2 separate regions of the Homo sapiens genome follow, and region 1 is linked to region 2. Evidence: read pairs that join two places in POLR2A ChIA-PET (ENCODE). Cell type or tissue: CD4-positive, alpha-beta T cell. All regions are shown on one strand. Region 1 overlaps SH3KBP1 (SH3 domain containing kinase binding protein 1). Region 2 overlaps SH3KBP1 (SH3 domain containing kinase binding protein 1).

The links. ChIA-PET counts read pairs that join two places held together with the same protein. Peaks named below come from ENCODE experiments on the same cell type or tissue, not always from the same donor. Only the 100,000 strongest peaks of a DNase experiment are listed, where the experiment ranks them.
Region 1: POLR2A ChIA-PET joins it to region 2 with 11 read pairs; 9 of 35 experiments call an interaction of 5 or more read pairs at or near these places.

Annotation. Positions count from the first base shown.
Region 1 is chrX:19,771,970-19,779,969 of GRCh38, reverse strand. All of the region lies in intron 2 of SH3KBP1 (SH3 domain containing kinase binding protein 1), which reads left to right. Among named protein-coding and RNA genes, the nearest start is that of SH3KBP1, 110 kb to the left of the region's middle. RefSeq lists silencers at 2,958-3,007, 6,079-6,128. In CD4-positive, alpha-beta T cell, no CTCF peak of the experiment used is centred here; DNase peaks (open chromatin) are centred at 3,019, 4,869, 6,529 and 7,669; H3K27ac peaks cover 2,772 bases.
Region 2 is chrX:19,836,880-19,844,879 of GRCh38, reverse strand. The region is part of intron 1 of SH3KBP1 (SH3 domain containing kinase binding protein 1); the gene reads left to right. Among named protein-coding and RNA genes, the nearest start is that of SH3KBP1, 47 kb to the left of the region's middle. RefSeq lists an enhancer at 4,664-4,713. In CD4-positive, alpha-beta T cell, no CTCF peak of the experiment used is centred here; DNase peaks (open chromatin) are centred at 3,799 and 4,789; H3K27ac peaks cover 488 bases.

The sequences.
Region 1 (8,000 bases), 65 kb after region 2:
GGGTATATACCCAGCCATCCCATTACTGGGTATATACCCAAAGGACTATAAATCATGCTGCTATAAAGACACATGCACACGTATGTTTATTGCGGCATTATTCACAATAGCAAAGACTTGGAACCAACCCAAATGTCCAACAATGATAGACTGGATTAAGAAAATGTGGCACATATACACCATGGAATACTATGCAGCCATAAAAAATGATGAGTTCATGTCCTTTGTAGGGACATGGATGAAATTGGAAATCATCATTCTCAGTCAACTATTGTAAGAACAAAAAACCAAACACTGCATATTCTCACTCATAGGTGGGAATTGAACAATGAGATCACATGGACACAGGAAGGGGAATATCACACTCTGGGGCCTGTTGTGGGGTGGGGGGAGGGGGGAGGGATAGCATTGGGAGATATACCTAATGCTAGATGACGAGTTAGTGGGTGCAGCGCACCAGCATGGCACATGTATACATATGTAACTAGCCTGCACAATGTGCACATGTACCCTAAAACTTAAAGTATAATAAAAAAAAAATAAAGTGCTGTTTTCCTGGAAACTAGACCTAAAGCCAAGCAGATAATAGGAAATGTGAACCCCCAATACATGATGTTAGCACATCTTGCTAACTCTCACCTCCTTCTCCTCCTCCTTTTTTTTTTTTTTTTGAGACAGGGTCTTGCTGTCTCACCCAGGCTGGAGTGCAGAGGTATAATCATGGCTCACTGCAGCCTTGACCTCCTGGGGTCAAGCAATCCTCCCACCTCAGCTTCCCAAGTAGCTGGGACTACAGGTGCACACTATCACACCTGGCTACCTTAATTTCTTTTCTTTATAGAGACAGGGTTTTGTCATATTGTCCAGTCTGGTCTCAAACTCCTGGGCTCAAGTGATCTGCCCACCTCGCCCTCCCAAAAGGTTGGGATTACAGGTGTGAGCCACTGCACCCAGCCACCTCCATCTGCTTGAGCATTGGTTTCATTGTTGAACAAAATGAATGAGCAAATAATGAATGAATGAGTGAATGACAATGGCATCAAAAAGTGAAGTGTAGGTTGTTACTGAGCAGCGGTGAAATAGAAAGGAACAAAATGCTGGACCCACATGTAATCACTTTCTTATCTGTTGTAATTTTATCCTTACTCAATTTCCAACCTCCACTAGTCGGTTCTGCCCTTGTAAAGCAGCCCAATGTGTCACTCCTGGAAGCCCCTGCTGCTTCAACTATCTGTAGCACACTACTCCTCATAGGTGGAAAGTCAGTCATGGGAGTGACGATACCTTCCTCAGATCACACCTACTGGCCTTTCGATTCCGTTTTCCCACTTTTCACAAGGATTGTAGTCTCTTGAATATTTACTGGCCTTCCTAGTTCTCAGATCCTTGGGAAGTATGTGAAGAGGTCGGGACTTGTGTATTCACTTCGTATCTGCCCGATTGCCAGGCTCCTTAGGTCAAGGAGGAATTGAGTGAGTTCCAAGGAGAGGGTAAGTCTGAATTTTCCCCTTTTTTTCTTTTCTTTTTTTTTTTTTTTTTGAGATGGAGTCTTGCTCTGTCTCCCAGGCTAGAGTGCAGTTGCACAATTTCGGCTCACTGTAACCTCAGCCTCCTGGGTTCAAGCAATTCTCCTGCCTCAGCCTCCCAAGTAGCTGGGATTACAGGCGCCCGCCATCGTGTCCAGCTAATTTTTGTATTTTTAGTAGAGACAGGGTTTCACCATCTTGGCCAGGCTGGTCTCGAACTCCTGACCTCGTGATCCACCCGCCTTGGCCTCCCAAAGTGCTGGGATTACAGGTGTGAGCCACCGCACCCGGCCGAATTTTCCCCTTTCATTTTCTGCACTGCTGTGTTCTCTGAGCTTTCCACTGCTATAGTGTTTCCTGATGAGAAGGAAGTGTTTCCTCCAGCTTTTTTTTCTTCCTGGAGGAGTAGGATATGAAGGAATCCCTGCCCCCACACGGGGTGGGATCCAGCCAGCTGCTCCAGAGGATCTCGGCCCCTCCTGTAGCCTCAACCTTTTTTGTTTCTCTGGGTGGTGACTCTCACACCAGAGCATACGTTAGAACCTCCTGGAGGGCTTGCTCAAACACCGACTGCTGGACCCCACCCCATGCCTTCTAGTTCAATAGTCTGGGCTGGGGCCAGAGAGTCTGCATTTCTAACAGGTTCTCTGGTGATGCTGCTGGTGTGGAACTCCACTTTGAGAACTACTGCTCTGGCCCACCCCTCATTGCCCCTCTTCCCCTGCAATTGCTTCCAAGTAGGCAGAATAAGGCGCTGGAGGACTGGTGTGTTTGAGACCCTTGCATCTAGGGAGCCCGTCCAGACTTCTAGGGGTAGCGCCTAGCAGTGGTGTGTGCCTGTTCCACCAATGAATGCAGCTTTAGACAGGCCCTTCAGAGTATAAGAAGCAGTGGCTCATTCAAATTCCTTCAAGTAGTGGGGGTGAGAACTAGGGGGTTAAAAACAGAGCCCCAGGTCCTTAAGGCTTCACAGGAACTCATCCAGAAAGCCAGCAGGTATGGGCAGGCTGGGGCCTCAGCCTGCCACATGCCTTTGTGTTTCAGCTGGCCCAAGGCTGTACTGAACATTATAACCTTTCAGCCCTGGCCCTTTCTGTTGACTTCCTCTCCTCTCCTCTTGGTGGGATTTTCCCCTGTATTTAGGGCAGGGCAGTTTCTTCTGGAAGGATCCCTTTGGCTCCAGGCTCTGTGTCTAACCCTCCCACTTGACCCTGTAGCACACAGCCCTGGCCAGTTGCTGGTGGAAGCTGCAGTCCTTAGTGAAATGGGGAGTGGACTGTGGTTCCTCAAATTGCATTGTCATTTGGAGGCTCAAGGGCATACCTTTTTTATCCTCAAAGGCTTAAAGACAACTGATGGCAGCTGGAGAGGGTTAAGGGAGATGGAGGAAATCTTCATTCAAGTTTGTCTTGCTCAGTGATCTTTTAATGTGTCTTTCCAGTCTTGGGGTGGTTGTGTGGTCTTTCAGTACAGATTCAGGTGGCAGGCGGTTGGTGGTTTGGTTTAAATCAGAGGTATGTTAAAATATTCAGGATGGTGAGGGTGTCTGTGAAAACTAAGAGAGGAAGTGGCTTAAAGAGCTAGGCTGTCAGCTGGGTGCAGTGGCTCACACCTGTCATCCTGGTGCTTTGGGAGGCTGAGGCAGGAGGATCACTTGAGGCCAGGAGTTTGAGACCATCCTGGGAAACGTAGCAAGACCTTGTCTCTACAAAAAATTAAAAAGAAAAAATTAGCTGGACATGGTGGTGTGCGCTTGTGGTCCCAGTTACTCAGTAGGCTGAGGTGGGAGGATCACTTGAGCCCAGGAGTTTGAGATTACAATGAGTTATGATCATGCCACTGAATTCCAGCTTTGGTGACAGAGTGAGACCCTGTCTCTCTCTAAAAAAAAAAAAAAAAAAAAAAAAAAAACCAGGTTGTCAAGCTAGATTTAGAATTCTTTTTTTAAAAAAAATTCTTTTATTTTTTCCATGGGATTCTGCTTGATATAGACTTAATTCTGTTGTCTGTTGGCCCAGGGACATCACTGCCCAGTGGATACCTCATCCACTCCCACTCTTTTTGAGGGTTTTCTCCAGGGAGTTGAATCTGTGAGGCAGTCTTTCCCTCCTGCTTTCATTTCTCCCCCAGCATCTTCTCTTAGGCCCTGCTAGGCCACTTGAGCAAGAATCTCAGGCCATAAAACATTTCCACATCAGATTTCCTCCAACAGCACAGGGCGCTTATGGCTCACATGTGGAAGCGTGGACATTGACATGTTATTTTGAGACTTCTGACTTTAGAGCATTTTGAGGAAAGTATCTTCTGAGGTCTTTCTTTCCTGTAAGCTAGCTGTAGTAGCCAATTCCTTTTGGGGGATGGGGGAATGAATTCTTGGCACACTCTGTTGTCCTTTGGGCTAGTCACATTTGTGCTAAATATCAGGCGAGCTCCCTGCGGACACCATGGGATGAGGACAACATCTTATTCTTGGCAATTTGCAAGGGACAAATTAGGCTGTGGTACTTGCAAGTAGAATTATTAAATATCAATGGGGGATAATAAATGTGAAGTAGCTTGCAAATCTTCTGATATTATGGCTGTTTCAGTGAAAACACAGCTGCTAAGATACTTTCCTAGCTGTAATCGAGAAGGTAATTTTCCTGAAAGGCCATTTAAAGCAGATCTTTAGTGCCTTTGGCTCATTAAGAAGCATGAATAGGGGTAAGTCTCTGAAAAAGATGAATTAGACACAGAGCAGAGGAGCGGTGGTGTCCATGATGCAGGATGATGGTGTCCAGGGCCTGCGTACTCCAAATAGACCAAGGACTAATTAGTTGTGTGGTTTATTAATGGACTGGAGTCAATCCTGGACTAATACAACTAATTCTTCCATTTAGAGTTAATGTTGGCACTCAATTTTCCCTGGTAATGAGTGAGTTAGAGTAAGCAGGCACGTGAGTGTAAGATACAGTGCTAATATTTTGTGAGAAACATTGAACGAGGCTTGATGTTTAAATCAATAGTTGAAAATGTGGGGGAAGACTTTCCAGAAAAGGCTTACAGGCTAAATAAGAGCAGTTAATTGAAAGCAAACCAAGCCCACCCAATATTTAGATTTGTTTAGAAACCAAGTGAACATTTGAGATGAGAAACATTTCTCTAGTTCTGTGATGTCGTCGGCTTTCCTGGTGTGTTTGGAGCTTTTGACATTGGTGTGGTACTTTACCTCAGTGAGGCTGATGGAACAGAGTGGATGTTACAGGGCCTCAATTTCAGAATTCTTGTTGTGTACTCGTGAAGACCTGTGGAGAGATTTTGCCTCAAGTCAGTTTGGATGGTTTCTGCCCTCCAGTCTGATAAAGTCCCCTGATGTCAAACCACAGGTGGAATTTCCAGAGACTGTGATCTGTGGACTGGTGACAAATCCTTTGTGAAAAGTCTGTGTGACACTACTAAACAGAGAGGGCTTGGGGGAGGAGAATGAGGGGACCAATGCGCTCCCCTCAGAAGCCTTGATGCTCTCATAGAAGGTCTGGCCAGGTGTGGGGGTCTAGCTTTGTAAAGTAGGAAGACCCCTTTGATGATTACTTTTTTTGTCTAGTTAAACCTTTTTGGATTTCTCTGTAATTTAAAGAATATAATTTTTAAAATGTAAAGCTGAGGATTCATTTTTCTATGTGTTAATAAAGTTAATAAACCCCCCATATTTATTGGGGAAGGCAGTATAAACTAGAATTTCCTTAGGTTTCTTCTTTCTTTCTTTCTTTCTTTCTTTCTTTCTTTCTTTCTTTCTTTCTTTCTTTCTTTTTTTTTGAGACAGGGGAGTGCAGTGGCGTGAACTCGGCTCACTGTAAGCTCCGCCTCCTGGGTTCACGCCATTCTCCTGCCTCAGCCTCCTGAGTAGCTGGGACTCCTGGCGCCTGCCACCACGCCTGGCTAATTTTTTGTATTTTTAGTAGAGACGGGGTTTCACCGTGTTAGCCAGGATGGTCTCGATCTCCTGACCTCGTGATCCGCCCGCCTCAGCCTCCCAAAGTGCTGGGATTAAAGGTGTGAGCCACCGCGCCCGGCGGCTTAGGTTTCTTAAAAGTTAACCAAGTGAGCATCACTGAAGATTAACCAAAGGATCTATGCAAAGATGTATTTTTATTTTGCTCAAACAGTTGTTTATAAAAGGTAAGATGAAAACCAAAGCACACATTACAGAGTAGGAAATCAAGTACTTTTATTTCATACCAGAAATAGGAGGAAAAGGATAAAATCAGGGTGAAGCCCTAAAAAAAAGACAGTCAAAAAAGACCCTATAGGAGGGCTGGGAGAGTTTTTGAGCCATGAGGACCATTTGACCTTGGTGACAGGGCAGCTACTGAGTTCCCAGAATTCTGCCTTTTCAAGCCATGTAACATTTGCAAATGCTGACAAACAGCTGCTAATTCCGTTTTCTATGAAAGGGTGACAGGGTGTTCTCAGGACATGAGCTTCTTCTCCCCAGAGCCACATGCCTTTCACACAGTGACAGTGGCACCATCAGTGAGGACCTGGGAAGGAGACACCAGTCCAGAAAAATGATGATTCTTTTTTTTTTTTTTTTTTTTTTTTTTTTTTCGAGCCGGAGTCTCGCTCTGTCGCCCAGGCTGGGGTGCAGTGGTGAGATCTTGGCTCACTGCAAGCTCCGCCTCCCGGGTTCACGCCATTCTCCTGCCTCAGCCTCCCAAGTAGCTGGGACTACAGGCGCCCACCATCACGCCTGGCTAATTTTTTGTATTTTTAGTAGAGATGGGGTTTCACTGTGTTAGCCAGGATGATCTCAGTCTCCTGACCTTGTGATCCGCCTGTCTCAGCCTCCCAAAGTGTTGGGATGACAGGCGTGAGCCGCTGCGCCTGGCTGAAAATGATGATTCTTATAGGGGGGTGTGTGTGTGTCTGTGTGTGCATGCACGTGTGTGTGTGTGTGTGTGTGTGTGTGTTTGTGTGTGTGAGAGAGAGAGAGAGACAGAGACTGAATTGCTTGAGAAAATTTGCATTTGAGTTCAGAAGTATGAGCCCACATCTGTGAAAGCAGTAGGTAAGAGACTAGTGAATGCAGATGACTCAGATATGCACACAAACCTGTGGATTTACGGTTTTAGAAAATACAAATATACATTGTGCTAAATTTGAATAATTTGAAGTGAGGTACAATTCCAAAGAGCAAGTTGTGATCTAGGACAAAGGAACCTCTGGGATGAGTGACAGCTCGGAGAGCCAGAGGTGGAAGGAGGAATGAAACACAGCTACTAAGGCTACCTGTGTCATGGGCCACCCTGGAGGCTGGGAGATCTCTTCTTATGGGTTTCTCTCCTATTTGTGTCTGTGTGCCTATCTGTATTCTCTATGTGAGTCTCTATGCTTGTGCATCAGTGTCTCTGTGTATGGGGGTTCTGTTTTTCTGTGTCTATGGGTCTGCCTCTCCCACTCGCTGTAAACGGGCTACCCCAGAAACACTTGCCAGATGGAGCACACTGGCCTGGGTCAATGCCACATATGGTTTCTTACAAGTTGCAGAAAGGTTACACTTAGCAAAAATGGGTGTGCCCCAAAGCCCCACACAGTGAACAGGTTTTCTCATGATCTTGTCACACCTGTCACAAGAGTGGGGGAAGATGAGGAGGAAGAGCCAGCTGGAAGTTTTAGAATCGTGTTTAATTTGTGGTTTACATCCTCCTCCCGACCCTTTTCCCTGACAAACCACCCACACACTTTTCACTTTGCATTACATTTGTCCTCGCCCATCTCCATGGGATATTCCTAGAATTCTGAATGCTTCCTTTGACTTTCTCTACTGCAGAAACTCTTCTCCCTGGGAATGATTTTTACAGCTCCAGTTAATTTTCATGTTCAATGTTGGAACGGAGAGGAAATGGGGGGAGCATGGGTGGTGACTCAGGAAGCTGAGGAAATCGCCCTTATTAGGCCTCGAATTTTCTTCTAAAAAAAAACAAAAAACAAAAACTGGCCCCAGGCTGTTTGGGCCTTATTTTTTTCTGATTGCTAGCTTTCATTTGACCTCCCTCCTTCCATTTCTTTCTCTCTTTGGTTCTGCTTTGAAGGTCACAAAGCTTCCCAAAGCTGTTAAAGGTGGTGCTAACTCCCTTTACTGAAAGATTACTCTTCAGCTGTACCAGTGGATTTCCCCTAACAGCGCTCCCAGAAGATGAACAGACTCTCTTATTGTTGGTAATAACTGAGTTTTTAAAGAGGACACCATCATTGGCAATAATTTAAATGACTTTTCTAAGGTATTTTCCCAACTGTTTTTCTCTTTTTCCTCTTCCACTTGAGCAAATGTCATGAATTTCCTTTTTTTTAAACCACCAACACAAGTATTTTTTTTCTTAAATAATGTGTATACTTAAAATTTGTAAAATGCAGGCAGGAACCAGAAAGATAATTCATTTTCTAGCCAGTCGTTTGTTGTAAGCCTGATATGTGTTTGTTATTTTTCTACAAAAA
Region 2 (8,000 bases):
TCTTGAACTGCTGACCTTGTGATCTGCCCATCTTGGCCTCCCAAAGTGCTGGGATTACAGGCATGAGCCACTGCGCCCGGCCTCTAATGCATATTCTTAAAAGAGCTGTGTGTTAGGTTTGCAGGGGTTAATTTCAGGAAGCGTTTGATAACCCTTTGTTTTTGCTCCTTGAGGTTTTGTTCCAGGGACAGCCCCTGGTGAGGCAGAGGCTTCAGAAGGCAAGTGGTAGGGGACTCAAGGCCCACAGGTCTTGTGAATGCTTTCCCATCCAGGCCCTGCATTTCATTCTGATCTTTGATTGAATGCCCCTCTGCTATATAGGCATTGGTTGTGGTGAAGGTAAGAGTGAAATCAAGACTGATCACAGTAACTTGAGAGGCCTGGACTAGTGGCGTATACTTGTTTTGTGGCCAACTGGTCATGTTGATCATCAGCTTTCTCTAGCCTTCAAGTTAAATAACAAGGCTCACATTTGTAACTGCATTTCTTTGAGTTGAATGGTAAGGTATAGTTCGAGGTCAGTACTTTGTAAGGACACTCCTGGTGTCGTATGGTGCACTCAGTCACCAACATTTATTGAGCACCTACTTTGTGCCAGACACCAGACGAGGAGGAGAGGGTGCTCAGATCTGCCCTTTAAGAGCTCCCATTCCAGGGTGTGTGTAGGGAGGGCATGTCGGGGAAGCCCTCACAGCATAGCATGATAATGACCTGCAAGACTAGCATCTGGCATTAATGGAGCAGCTTCTGTATACAGTTTACAGATATCACGTCTCACCCTTGCCACAGATCACCTTCTGATTTTAAACACAAAGAAAGTGGGCTCGAGCTAGGAATCTCACCCCATGTCACACAGCCAGTGAATGTCTAAGCTGGAATTTGCTCCCAGGCCTGCTGGGCTTTCTCCTACACCTCATGCTTAGAGGTGACAAGAGAGGAGAGATGGGCTGGGAGGCTCAGGTTCCTTGGGCCTTCGTGGAAAGCAGCAAGTGACAAGAGTATCCTTAATGGTGTCTGAGGCAGGCAATGGTGGGCCTTTCTTTCCTCTCACACAGCCGGGTTTGTTTTTTCTCTTCTTTCTTGATTCATCTCTTTTCTGCTTTCCCTGCTGCTCCCCAATTCTTTGAGCTGCTACTGGGCCTGCTACAGACATTGTTGAATCCTGCCAGAGGCCATCCAGCCACAGGTGTGCTGCCTCCTGCCCAGGGAGAGAGTTCAGGCCCAGGGACTGTCTGTCACTGGGGTCCGTGTTCTGAGCCTGTCTTTGTTGGGGAAGCTGATGTTCAGTTTTTAAGATGCAGGTCTTGGGAATTACCTGCTTGTTGGGTTGATGTCCCTTAGTGGTGTGTTTGTGAAGACACCAAAAGGAAAACGTGGCTGGTATGTAGGTCAGCTTTATTGTACGCGGAGATCCCCACAGTATCTGTGGCCTTGACCTGGGAAATTCAGACCCCCAAACCCTTCAGCCCTGACACTAATGGGAGGGCACTGGATGGTAAGAACTTGGCCTTGTGCAGACTTGCATAGAGAAGAGTCTGTGTGTATGTAAAGTTGATGTATGGCCAGGCATGGTGGCTCACGCTTGCAATCCCAGCACTTTGGGAGGCCGAGGTGGGTAGATCACCTGAGGTCAGGAGTTCGAGACCAGCCTGACCAACATGGTGAAACCCCTTCTCTACTAAAAAATACAAAAATTAGCTGGGCGTTGTGGCAGGTGCCTGTAATCCCAGCTACTCGGGAGGCTGAGGCAAGAGAATTGCTTGAACCTGGGAGGTGGAGGTTGCAGTGAGCCGAGATCACGCCATTGCACTCCAGCCCAGGGGACAAGAGCAAGACTCCGTCTCAAAAAAAAAAAAAAAAAAAAAAAAAAAGTTGATGCACGAGTATCTGTTACGGTTCTCTGGTTTTAAGTAAAAGAAACCAACTCTTCCTTAACTAAGGTAGCAAAAAGGATTTATCAGAAGGCATTGGGGTAGTTTATAGGGTGGAAGGAGAAGCTAGAGGATCAGGTCTGAGAAAGATGGCAACTGGGCAGCTTCAGGGATCTCACTTCTGAGAGCCCTGGTGGGGGAATCTGCTCCAGCCGTCTCCAGTGTTTGTCACATTGCTTTGATCACAGTTGGGTCCTATGTCATACATTGGCTGGCAGAGGGCAGGGCATGTTGATGGACAGTCCCATCAAACTATCTCATGGTGGAGGGGAAGTTCCCCCAAACAGTTCCCCTCCCTGCATGGGGAGTGTTCTCCTGCTAGGGCACAAACACAGTCTACCACCTCAATGACCGACAATCTACAATAATAAATTCTTAAATATATATTGTTTAGACTTTTAATTTTAATATTATTATTTTTTTGAGATGGATTCTTGCTCTGTCACCCAGGCTGGAGTGCAGTGGCATGATCTCAGCTCACTGCAACCTCTGCCTCTGGGGTTCAAGCTATTCTCCTGCCTCAGCCTCCTGAGTAGCTGGGATTACAGGCACGTGCCACCACACCCAGCTAATTTTTGTATTTTTAGTAGAGACAGGGTTTCACCATGTTGGTCAGACTGGTCTTGAACTCCTGACCTTGTGATCTGCCCGCCTCGGCCTCCCAAAGTGTTGGGATTACAGGCGTGAGCCACTGCGCCCGGCCAATTTTTATTTGTAAAAGCTGTACTGAGGTATAAAATTTCACCCATTTTAAGTGTACAGTTTAATACTTTTCAAGTAAATTTACAGCATCCTGTAACTCTCACCACAATTTAATTTGAGAATATTTCCGTCACCCCAAAAAGATTCTTCATACCCATCTGCAGTCCATCCCCATTCCCATCCCCGGCCCTAGGCAGCCACTGATTGGTTTTCTGTCTTTTTAGATTTGAACATAGTTTTTTTTTAAATATGTTCCTGACTGGTGTAACTTTTTCTGGGTATTCTGGAAACTATGTTATACATGAAAGAAAAAAAGAGCCCCCCCCCACCCCCCCGCCCGCATCAATGGTGTGAAAGTCTGTATCTCGCTGGTCTCAGGTTTCTCTGCTTTCTCTTTTAAATCCTTCCTTCTCTCCAGTGGACCATAATTTAGGAGAACGTAGCCCTGGGCTTGATGCTGCCATTATTTACCTCTCAATGTCTCTAAGCCTAAGTCATGGAACCTTCTAGGCCTCAGTTCCTCATTTGTAAAATTCAGGAAAAAAAAATAGACTAGATGATATCTGATGTTCTTTCCATCTCTAATGATCAGTACTCATGATCTTTTTTGGTGAAGTCTGTTTTGGCAAAAAATTACTTCTTGATTTTCTATGCCCTTCAGAGGACTGAAACAAAACACTAAAATTAAAAATTTATTCTTCAGAATTCACAGAACACAATAAGTGCAAAAGCAGTAAGTGTGTAACATTTCTACTTCTGAAATGATTAAAGCTTACTGCACTGAGACCTCTGTGACATTGTGTATATGTGTATACAGCGGAGGAAATTAATTGGAAACTTTCATTCTCCTTCATGCTTTCTGGTTTATTCAAATATTTATTGAAGCAGACAGGATGCTAGGTGAAGGATTTAGAATCCTGGCAAAGATAAGGGCTTTTCCCAGATGAAGGTTGCAGTCTAGTTGGGGTAAGTCAGTGTGAAATTATAGTGAGGTGAACTGGTCCTAGGAGACAGGAAGGACAGTGAGCAGAGGGAGGTAGGGAAGGACTGGGTCACAGAGCAGGGCCACGGATATACCACCGCCACCACCACCGCCATAGTGAGAAGCTGGCCCTGAGAAGCTGCTAGGCAGCTGGCTTAGCCAACCCACAGTTAAAAACCACCCATTTCGTCTTTGGGGGAGGAGACATTCCAGCAAGTTTGAAGGTAGAGATAGGGGAGGGTGAAGTGTTTTGCATTTCTAAGCAGATCTCTTATCTCCCCTGGCTCTATCTTTTTGTAACATGGGGTTAACTGTAGCATTGGTTTTTGCAGTGACTGTAGATGTAGCAAACTTGTGGAGGCTGGCCTTTTGGCACAGCACACAGCTGGAGGGTGGTATTTTTCTGACAGGGAGATGTTCTTAAGTTTTGTAATTTATGGTGTCTTTAAATATGGGATTTTGTTTACTGTTATCCTAATTACACCTCTGATGTATTTTATTTAGCTTAATGTTTTAATTTTCTGCTCATACCCAGAGGTAATTTCTCAAAGGGTACCACTTTAAAAAAATCATAGGTAATGTTTCATCCTTCCTGCAGTTACCTGCAGCCTCTCGAAGGCAAGGAAATGGGTTTTGGGGGCATAGACTTTCTTCTGGGCTCTTGTGATATAATTTTGGCTGTGTTTGTATCATCCAAGATCTTCACCACCTGTTTGCCAAGTATTATCCTAAACCATTCTGTTCTATAGAGACGTGATACAAGCCACATGTCATTTTAAATGTTCTAGTAGTCACATTAATAAAATTTTAAAAAGGTAAAATTAATTTGTATAATATATTTATTTAACCCAACAGATCTAAAACATCACTTCAACATGCAATTGATGTGAAAATAATGAGCTATTTCACATTATTTTTTTCTAAACAAGTCTTTGGAACTTGGGATGTATCTTATGGCACACGTCAGTTCAGACTAGCCACATTCCAAGTAGTCATTAGCCACATTTGCAGTGACACTGTATTGGACATCAAAGTTCTAAACCTTTCAAAGGCTTGCAGAGGGCACTGGAAAGAGCCCTTAGAGTGGGTAGGAGAGACATATCCTCATGATTTATGAGCTCTTAACAAAGCCACAGGTTTCCTCTTCTTAGAGAAACCTGATATGTAAAAAAAATTCATCTTGACAGGAAAGGTAAAGCAGGAAGTAATTATTCATGTTACAAAAGAATTAACCACAGGATCTTTTAAATAGCAAGCTCCCTTAGTGCACGGAAGAATATGACTCAATTTGCAAAATGTGATTGACACTTGACATTTTAGTAGCACCTTTGTTGGGCTGGGAACGGTCTATCATCATAAAATGCAAGCTGAGTGGTCAGTTGATCAAGTCTTTATTGAGCACCTACTGCATGTCATGGATGCTTATAGGGGCCCCAGCAGAACTAAGGGTGATCCATACCCAGAAGGCATTCAGGGGCTCACAGGGAAGACAAGACACAGCTTGGGATTGCCTCAGTGGCAGGGGCCAGAGAGGCCTTGGGTCTAGAAGAGCTTGGAAGGTGATGTGGAGGCAGTCAGGACCTAGCTGTGGCCAGAAGGCAAGGAGGCTGTGCATGATTACTTAAGTTTAAAGAAAGGGCAATGGCCAGGGTGGTCGCTCACGCCTGTAATCCCAGCACTTTGGGAGGCCAAGGCAGGCAGAACATTTGAAGTCAGCCTGACCAACACGGTGAAATCCTGTCTCTACAAACAATACAAAAATTAGCTGGGCATGGTGGTGTGCACCTGTAGTCCCAGCTACTTGGGAGGCTGAGGTGGGAGGAACACTTGAGCCTGGGAGACAGAGGTTGCAGTGAGCTGAGATGGTGCCACTGCACTCCAGCCTGGGCAACAGAGCCAGACCCTGTCTAAAAAAAAAAAAAAAATTTTGTTTTTTTTTTTTAGTATCTTCTTAATTATGTATAGATTGTGTACATATATTCCTGTACTAATTGAAGATCAAGAAAACCCCAGAGAAGCTCCTACGCTGTTATTATTAGGCTTAACAAACTTTTGAAACACATAAAATTGAGTATTGTATGACTTTAGACATTGGTGGAAAAATGAAGACATTTTCTTCATGGTTCAGGTACATAGTTTTAAAATATCTTGCTAATCCTGATGGTTCCACACTTACACCAATGTCAGGGGTGGAAAGAAACCCATATTATGAATGATCTTGATAACTGAGTGTTTGGGGGCCATCTCCCCGTAAGATCTGATGTGTCTTCCCCATGTGGTGGGCAAAGAGCTCCCAGCAGAAGCTGAAGTGGCAACTCTATCATTTTCTTTCTTTCTTTTTTTCCTTTTCTTTTTTTCTTTTTTTTTTTTTTTTTTTTGAGACAAAGTTTCGCTCTTTTCCCCAGGCTGGAGTACAGCGGCATGATCTTGGCTCACCGCAACCTCCGCCTTCCGGTTTCAAGCGATTCTCCTGCCTCAGCCTCCAGAGTAGCTGGGATTACAAGCACCCACCACCAAGCCCAGCTAATTTTTGTATTTTTAGTAGAGACAGGGCTTCATCATGTTGGCTAGGTAGGTCTCAAACTCCTGACCTTGTGATCCGCCGGCCTTGGCCTCCCAAAGTGCTGGGATTACAGGCATGAGCCACCGTGCCCGGCCAGCTCTCCCATTTTCTTGGCACTTGGCCTCGTGTTGTCTACAGCTCCTACTTTCTTTACACAGATCTTTTCAAGCAGCTGACCCACTTTGTGAGGGTGATTTCAGCAAGAAGGGGTCATAGCCATAAGGAGGCTGTACCAGGAGGCACCAGAGAACTGCAGGGCACCCCATGGTGGGGACACAGTCAAACCATATCAGATGGGAATTATTAGCTTTGACATACAACTGAGACCTAGAGAAGTTAGCATCACATGGAATGCTGGTGCTTGCTCTGGTGGTACTCCTTGATTCCACTGTCCCTCTGGCTGCTTCCTGCCCCTTAAAGGATCCCTGACTGTGTGTCCTGGAGACTGGGTGAAGGAACCTGTGTCATTCTGTCAATGGAACAATAGAGAAGTTGAATTATTACTTTTTTAAAGTTAAAACAAAATGAATAGACATTGTAATTTTTTTCTCCCATCATCTCAATGGATGCTTAAAACCTATCTCAGTGTATTGAAGTTGGTTTGTTGTTGTTGTTGTTGTTGTTGTTGTTGTTGTTGTTGTTTTACTCATTTGTGCTTTTTGTCTCCTATTTAAGAAATCTTTGCCAAACCTAAGGTCATTAAGATTTTCTCCTATCCATTCTTATAAAAAGTTTTACAATTTTAGCTCTTACACTTAGGTCTGTGAACTATTTTGAGTTAATTTTAGCATATGCATGCTTTACAGAGCTCATTTAACTTTTCCTCTTCCATTATTTTATCATAATTTCTGAATTGCTAATTTACCACTGGGGATTTATCTAATTTTTGCTATCCTTGTATTCATTCATTTGCCATTCATTCATTCATTCATACGGATCTGCAAATAAAAAAGGAAAAGGTGGCTGGGCACGGTGGCTCATGCCTGTAATTCCAGCACTTTGGGAAGCCGAGGCGGGCAGATCATCTGAGGTCAGGAGTTCAAGACCAGCCTGGCCAACATGGTGAAACCCCGTCTCTACTAAAAATACAAAAATTAGCTGGGTGGGGTGGCATGCATTCAAGGAGAATCGCTTGAACGTGGGAGGTGGAGGTTGCAGTAAGCTGAGATTGCGCCACTGCAGTCCAGCCTGGGTGACAGAGTGAGACTCCATCTCAAAAAAAAAAAAAAAAAAAAAAAAGTGTTATGAAATTGGTTCATATTGAGGTGGTCATGAGGAGAAGTCCAGTCTAAATGAATTGCATAAGTTAACTAATTTTTGGATTGGTTAATGCTGCTAATTTGCATTGGCACTTTGTCAGTGAGAAGACCCACCTTTCTTACCTGTTGCCTTTGCTCATTACCAAGTATGAGAGATTTTCATAGATCAGGAAAACAATGTAACATGGAATTGATGCGTAAGAGCTCATCTGTTGAGAGGGCAGTTGTGGTTCTGATGTAGGCGGTCTGAGACATTGGCTTGGCCAGCCAGGCCCTCTATGCCACCTGTCTTTACACGTGTTGTTGCTGCAAGATGGGTGTTACCTCTGTCGGATGGTGTATTAGTCTGTTCTTGTGCTGCTAATAAAGACATACCCAAGATTGGGTAATTTATAAAGGAAAGAGGTTTAATTGACTCAGTTCAGTATGGCTGGGGAGGCCTCAGGAAACTTAACAATCATGACAGAAGGGAAAGCAAACACATCCTTCTTCACATGGTGGCAGGAAGGAGAAATGCCAAACAAAAGGGGGAAAAGTCCCTTATAAAACCATCAGATCTCATG